2 separate regions of the Homo sapiens genome follow, and region 1 is linked to region 2. A link is an interaction called in ENCODE POLR2A ChIA-PET data of the cell type or tissue named here. Cell type or tissue: GM12878. All regions are shown on one strand.

What was found. Peaks named below come from ENCODE experiments on the same cell type or tissue, not always from the same donor. Only the 100,000 strongest peaks of a DNase experiment are listed, where the experiment ranks them.
Region 1: POLR2A ChIA-PET joins it to region 2 with 5 read pairs; 3 of 35 experiments call an interaction of 5 or more read pairs at or near these places.

Annotation. Positions count from the first base shown.
Region 1 is chr18:10,886,915-10,890,914 of GRCh38, forward strand. All of the region lies in intron 4 of PIEZO2 (piezo type mechanosensitive ion channel component 2), which reads right to left. Among named protein-coding and RNA genes, the nearest start is that of MIR6788, 130 kb to the left of the region's middle. In GM12878, a CTCF peak has its summit at 2,910 (motif pointing left); no DNase peak of the experiment used is centred here; H3K27ac peaks cover 731 bases.
Region 2 is chr18:10,949,449-10,953,448 of GRCh38, forward strand. The region is part of intron 3 of PIEZO2 (piezo type mechanosensitive ion channel component 2); the gene reads right to left. Among named protein-coding and RNA genes, the nearest start is that of MIR6788, 190 kb to the left of the region's middle. RefSeq lists enhancers at 158-317, 2,550-2,699. In GM12878, no CTCF peak of the experiment used is centred here; DNase peaks (open chromatin) are centred at 363, 1,823, 2,023 and 2,673; H3K4me3 peaks cover 1,806 bases; H3K27ac peaks cover 4,000 bases.

The sequences.
Region 1 (4,000 bases), 63 kb before region 2:
GAACCACGGTGCTGGCATTTGCTTGGTGTCTAGGGAGTCCTCAGAAAGTTTTCAATCGTGGCAGAAGGTAAAAGGGGAAACAGGCACATCACAGGCCCAGAGCAGGAGCAAGAGAGACGGAGAGTTGTGGGAGAGTGGGGAGGTGACACACTTTTTTTTTTTTTTTTTTTTTTGAGACAGAGTCTCGCTGTGTTGACCAGACTGGAGTGCAGTGGTGGAATCTCGGCTCACTGCAACCTCCGCCTCCTGGGTTCAAGCGATCCTCCTGCCTCAGTCTCCTGATTAGCTGGGACTACAGGTGTGCACTAGCACACCTGGCTAATTTTTTGTATTTTTAGTAGAGACAGGATTTCACCTTGTTAGCCACAATGGTCTCAATCTCCTGACCTCGTGATCCGCCCACCTCAGCCTCCCAAAGTTCTGGGATTACAGGAGTGAGCCACCGCTCCTGGCCGACACACATTTTTAAATGACCAGATCTACTGAGAACTTGCTATCACAAAGACAGCACCAAGCCACGGAGAGATCCAGCCCTATGACCCAAACACCTCCCACCAGGCTCCACCTCCAGCATTGGGGATTACAATTCAACATGAGATTTGGGTGGGGACAAATACCCAAACCATATCAACCACCATACAATCTTCCCAAACAGGAAACCAGCATTGACACAACACTGCCATCCAATGTGCAGTCCATTCACATTTTGCCACACATACTCACAGCATTTTGTACTTGTTTGTGCCTGGGATCCCATTGGGAAGCATGTGTTGCATTCAGTTTTTTGTGTCTCACTAGTCTCCTTCATTCTGGGACAACTCCTCAGTCTTTCTTTGTCTTTCATGCCTTTGACAATCTGAATGAGTACCGTCTTTCATTATGGAGGATGATCCTCAACCTGGCTCATGAATTCTTGCAAAACATACACAGACATGGTGCTGTACTGCTCTCAGTTCAACACACTGGGAGGCACAAGTCCCCAGCTCATCCCACCGTGATCACCTAGTCGAATTGGCGTGCACCAGCTTTGTCTGCTGGGTCATCATGTTTACTTTGTATGTGATTTGAACTTTGTAAGGATATATTCTGAAATTGCATCAATGTCCTCTGCCTTATCAAGCTTCCACCCACCAACTTTAGCAGACATTAATGACTCCTGCCTGTATTAACTGTCATGATGGCTGCCTAATGGTGGTCATTGATGCCCCTAAATATGAATTGGTATTTGGCTGCAAGTAAGCACTTGCAAGTAAGCACTTCCTCTTACCTCCAATAAATCAATTTCTTAGCTAAGTAATATCAGTGTGGATGCATGAACTTCTCTTTTATTAGATAGACTGTATTTGAAACTACAATTCTGATGCTGAAATTGCCCCTGAGTTGTGAGGGCCCCTCCACGCTGGCTCCTGGGAAATGTCCTTGTCATTCACTGTGCATTCTTCTACTTTCTGACACAGTAAGGTTTTTAGGCCTGTCTTCTACTTTCTCTGCTCCAAGCCTTTCTACTCTCTGGGCTCCATTCCTTCAGAAAGCCCTATTTTCTTTTTGTGCACCCTGGTATTCAGAGCTGGGCACTTGGAGTAGCATTGTTACGGGGGCGACATTGCTTCTGGGTCCTCTTATTTGACAGAGTCCTTTGCATATATTTCCACACACACGCATATGCCTTTACAACTATTTCCATATCTTCTTGTGTATCTGTGTTTTTAAAACCCACGTGTTCATTCTGGTACTTTCAACTTGAGTTTAACTGCTCAGGATTCTTTCTAGCCTCTGCTTTGTAAATCTTTGCTCTGATAGTGACAAACATGGCTCCCATTATCCTTAATATATTTAGTTAAGTTCCCCATCAGTGATTTGTTTAATGTAACTAATTCCCAATCCATAGCAACTGCCACATCCAGCTGTCACTTCTGCAACCCCCGAGACAGAGCCACTTTCTCATACAGGGTACACTTCCACCAACACCTCCATGCAACCCCTCTCCCTCAACAACCCAGTTTTTCAGAAACCTAGCATGCTGCTACAGCCAACAGTTCAAGGGGTCATTTCATGATCCTAATGTGCACACTTTGTGGATACCAAAATCTCAATTCTTGATGGGAAAAGGAAGGAAGGAAAAATGGAAAGGCAAGGAATGATGAAAAGGCAGTTTATTGATTCTTGGTAAAAAGAGGCTGAAAGAGAAGAGATGGAGAAGAGAGAGGAGGACAGACACAGGTCCACCCAGGTGTGCACAGGTACTTCCGTCACCTGCCATCTTCTAGGTTTCAAATTCGGCTTTCATCCTTCCCCAAGTACTATCAGTTTTTTCCCCTTTCTGTAACTTGACTGTTGAATAAACTACCACTGAGCAAATGTTCAAGATAAGGAAAATAGCAGCAACTTAATCTGAACTGCTGCCTATTTAGTAGAAGTAAGAGTGTTCTTGTTAAGCTACCTTGAGAAATCTTTGGATTTTGATAATGAATTATTTTAAGGCTTTTGGACACAATGGTTGACCCTGAAAACTATAAAGTGTGACTCTAATGTCTTTATTTGCAGATTCGGGAAATTAATCATGAGTATTTAGACTATGTTTTTGGAAGATGACGGTTAAGGGCATTTAGAATAATAATCTGCATTTTACAGTAACCTCATAGGTGCTGGGTTGTTCTTTATCAACTTGGTCAAGCTGAGGATTGTCCCCAAAATCCCAACATTTCGTGGCTCTGAATTAGAAATGGCCAAAGAGACATCTACCTGTGTGTGACCTGGAAGGTACAGGTGAAGCAGGACAACTGTTTCTGAAGCTCTTTACACAGTGGATGACAGACTAACAAGGAGGTGTCAGGTAGGGTCCCTCATCCTCATTCTCCTCCCTAAGAGCTGCCCAGGGGACCACAGCAGCCCCAGGTCCACTGCCAGATGCTTGGCTGCCACCCCGTGGATGTGTTAGCCACATAGAAGAAAGAGCTCCCAAGGACCTTTCCAGGGGCTCCCCATCGGGGTCCCACTTTAACTGCTGACGTCTCAGGTTGACTGGTTAGTCACCATGTCTCTGTCTTTCCTCTTGGACCTTGGCTCCCCCAGCACTGTCCATAATTATACACAGCCTAATTCCTGAGATAAATTCTTTATCCCATAACAGAGCAAATCTGCTCCCCCATCAAACTCCAACTGACCAGCTCCTACTGTGATGCTTTAATTGGCTAGCAAAGCTCTTGTGAAGTACTGCAAAATGGAAAGCCAGTAAAATCTTGTGTGTTTAAACTACAGCCCATACAGGGGAAGCCAGTGATTTACTCCTATTTAGTGAGGACACAGTCTCAGGGTCTCCATTTGCTTGAACTAAAGTGTGAGGATTATGAATGTAATCCACAGTACACATTTCTAAGGCAGAGCAGGCCTCATTTGTCAATGTGGCTGAGTCTGCAAGTGCCATGAAATATAGCATTTGCCATTTTTTTCAGGGAACAGCTTAGAGTAAGCAGCTATAACAAGAATGTATTAGTCTGTTCTCACGCTGCTAATAAAGACATACCCAATACTGGGTTTATAAAGGAAAGAGGTTTAATTTACTTACAGTTCAGCATGGCTGGGGAGGCCTCAGGAAACTTAAAATCATGGCAGAAGAAGAAGCAAACACATCCTTCTTCACATGGAGGCAGCAAGAGACGTGCAGTGTGAAGTGGGGGAAAATCCCCTTAGAAAACCATCAGATCTCATGAGAACTCACTCGTTATCACGAGAACAGCATGGAGGTAACTGCCCCAATGATTCAATTACCTCCCACCAGGTTCTTCCCATGACACATGGGGATTATGGGAACTACGGCTCAAGATGAGATCTGGGTGGTGACACAGCCAAATCATATCAAGGAATAAACTTCTAATTCGCTTCTGAGCTTACCATCCCTCCTGCTGAGCACTGGTGTTTAGCCTGGTGTTTTTCCAAATGCAGGTCATGAATAATTAGCATATTATAAAATAAACTTAGTGGGAATCAACCAGTACTTTAT
Region 2 (4,000 bases):
TTCTCTAGCCCAGGGGTGACAGGAGAGCTCCAAGAACCTGGATTCCCACTCTGTCTACAAGCACAAAGTGAGGTCAGGGTAAAAGTCAGCCATTCTGGCTCCCGGGTCCCATGCAGCAGCCCTGCACCACATTTTTCTATTCCATCTGGATAAACAATCTCAGAAGTGCATTGAATTGGTTGTGACACCAGCCACAATTGGTTGGAAAATTATTGCATTCATACAAGGCCAGCTTATGCAGAGTATCTAAGGGAAATGCAGAGAGAAGGTGTTTTCTTTCCAGACCCTCTAAGAAGTCATTATCAGATACTTCAAAACAGGAGGGAAAATCATTCAGGAGACTGACACACAGTTGTGGTCAAAGTGATGCCTCTCCTATTTCTCAACTTACATCCTCCACAATGACTGTCACTGATAACAAGACCGATAAGCAGAAGGCAGCCTCCTCTGGCTCAGAAGGCCTTCTAATAGTGTCCTTGAAAGACAGCAATACATTTCAAATACTTCACCAAAAAACACTGGGTGAATAAGATTGAGGCAGTAATGATGGTTTGTTTTAAATCTTATGAAAACAAAGAAAAACAATATTACTTTTAAAAAATGAATGAACCAGGTGTTGAACTCGATTTACATTTGGTAAGAGTTTCTAAAAATGTTGGCAGTACCCTATATATTTTAATGAGGGTTAATATTGAAAATAAATTATGAATTATAGTTTAACTCCAGCCAAGGGGTTAGCATAGATAAGCCCACTTTTTTCATTTGCAAATTAGTATGCTCTATGTAACGAGACGGGGGAAAGTCAATAGATAATCACCAGTCGTCACATCACTTAAAAACTTGAGTGTCTGCTGTGTGCCAGGCACGAGGCTTAAAGCTGAAGGTAAGAAAGAAATAAGCCTCTCTGAAATAGTTCACAATCTAGTGGAAGAGGGAGACTCAAAAACACAACAAAACACATGCTTGAAGGACAGAATGGAAGACAAGGACTGAACAAAATCTACACTCGCAAAAACTAAGGCATGATACTTTGTCATTTCACTGTGATATCTGATCACCGGGTGAATATTACTTGTGTCTTTGGTTATTTCTTCCAACTAGGGAACGAGAAAAGTAAGTTATTGTATATGTGGCTTTATCTATTTCCAGTATTCTGATAACACCCAACTTTGTGTCTCTAAGATTTCTTTTCTAAACCATAGATCCATTTACACACACATTGATCTCAGGATTTCAAACACAAACCTGTCAAACATTTTCCCTTCCCCTTCCTCCTCTTCCCTCTTCTGTACCAAATCCGAGCTTCCTCGTACCGGCCTTACACTGTTTAAACGGTATCTTCATCCACTGAGTTAGCTTCTGTCTCCCATTCCTCAACATGGAATTAGACAATAAGCCTCGCTGATTTTACTCCCAAAATATTTCTTGAAGCAGTCTCCTTTTCTAAAATCGCTCTGCAATTGCCTTAGTTTGGATTCTCATTGTTTTTCACCCAACAGTCTGTGAAAGTCGATCATACAAATTGGGTCATTCTTGTTATACCCAACTGAAACAGCTGAGAAGCTGGGGGAAAAAAACACTCAGGGCACACAACATTGCTCCAAAAATGTAATTCTCTGCAAGTCCAGGTGCTGAAACTACCTGCTGTAACCCGAAACTGGTTTTATCTAATATTTGCTGCAACCACCTGCTGCAATTCTATGACTAATTTTACCCACTGCTGTCAGTAACCAATCAGAGCTTTCCAGCTTTCCAAAACTTTACTAATACCAAAGAACTTTCTCACAAGACAATACATAACATTTCCCTTCTTTATAAAACCTTCTCTTTGTTTCTCAGACATACCAAAGACCATCTGGTCTGTGACTCTTCCCCGAATTGCAATTCTTGTATCCCAAATGAAATCTGACGATTAAGTTGAGGGATTCATCTCTACATATTTTATTTAACTTTGACAAGTCTCTGACCTGTCTTTCTGCCTCCAATGCCCAAATCCCTTCTCACACACATGCATATCCACACCCCAACACGTATGTGCACAAAAATTCACACCGTTGCCAGATAATGTTTCTAAAACGTCATCTGCTGTGTTGCCACCACTACTTAAAACCCTCAGTGGCTCCCTTCCACCTATAGGTTAAATTCTAAACTCCTATAAATGATATCTAAGACTTTCCAAGTTCTTGGATTACTTTCCAAGGTCCACCCCTGGAGGAGAACTTTAATCATTCTTTTGGGAACCACTTCTTTTTATCTCATATTTATCTCTGTACCAGCTTCATCATATGTTATTACAGGACTTGTTGATAAGTCTACCTGTCACCCTTGATTCTGAATTCCCCAAGGGCAGTGGACTGTAGCTTACTTATCTATCATTCCCTGGAGCTAGAACACTTTGGGGACAAGAGTGTGCCAAAATATTCAAGTAATATTTGCCAAATTAATGAATGATTATGAGATATGAAACAGGAAAATGCTATGAAGAATTTATCACTGCCAAATATTATACATAATTATAACTGTACTTTGTCAAGTATAGGGCTTCTTATATTGTGAAACTGTCTCTGAAACATTATCTGATTTGGCCTCCACAATAGCTCTTGGGGAAAGTCATCATGATCTTGAGAACCTGTGGCTGCTTAGTGGTACAGCAAAACCAGAATCTACTGCTCTGATCTCTCTACTCTTCAGTAGAGCCCCCAAAACAAACAGTGAAACAGTGAGAGGAAAATTCCAATGTGTTACCACTGTGGTCGCTGGCTCTTTTTAAATCATTTTTTTTCTTATTAGATTATAAGTTACACAGAGTAAAATTTTTGCATGTATAATTTCTCAATTTCTTACAAATCCATACAGTCATTTAACTACCACTACTGTCAAAATGTAAAGTTCCATCAGCCCACCAAATTCTCCATGGTCATTGTAGTCAGCCACTCCCCTGATCCTCCACCCCATGGTGAGCAATGATGCACTTTCTACCCTTACAGTTTCACTAATTATTGTAAATATAATCATATAGTATGTAGCATTCTGATACTGTCTGAATTCACTTAACATAATGCTGAATTGAGATGCTCTTGCATGTACCCATAGTTTGTTGCTTTCTATTGTTGACCTGTGTAGTCCATCCAGGGACCAAGTTTGCTGAAAGACATTGAAGTTGCTTCCAGTTGGGGCAATGACGAATAAACCTGCTTTAAACATTTGCTTAAAATTTTAAAGTCAAATTTTCACTTCACCGGAGGAAATATCACCCAGTGGGATTCCTGGACTGAATAGTAAGTATATGGTCAAATTTATAATATGTTGGAAGATTATTTTTCAAAGTGTCTATATAATTGTACATTCCCGCCAGAAATGTATTTGAATTCCAAGTGTTCTACATCTCCATATTTCCTCAGCATTTGGAATGCCTTCCCTTCCTTCCTTCCTTCCTTTCATCCCTCCCTCCATCCCTCCCTCCCTCCTTCCTTCCTTCTTTTTTTCATTCTAAGAAGTATATAGTAGTCATCTCCGGTTTTTAACTTGCACTTACCTAATGACTGTGATGTTAAACATCTTTTAATGTGTTTATTCATCATCTGTATATCTTCTTTGGTAAAGTGTCTATTCAAAAATTTTGCCCATTAAAAAAAATGAGATGTTTCCTTAGTATTGAGTTTTAAGAGTTCTTCATAAATACTGGATACAAGTCCTTAATCAGATATATAGTTTGTAAATACTTTATTCCAATTTGTGGCTTGCCTTTTTATTGTATTAACACTGGATTTTGAAGAGCAGAAGTTCTTCATTTTGATGAAGTGTAATTTATCAGTTTTTTCTCTTATGAGTTGTGATTTTGATGTTGTATTTAAGAAAACTTTGCCCTTCCCTAACCCAAGATTACAAACATTTTCTCCTATATTTTTTGCAAGAGTTTTATGGTTTCAATCTTTGCATTTAGGTTTATGATTTGTTTTGAGTTAATTAATTTTTGTATATGGAGCAAATTAAGAATTTA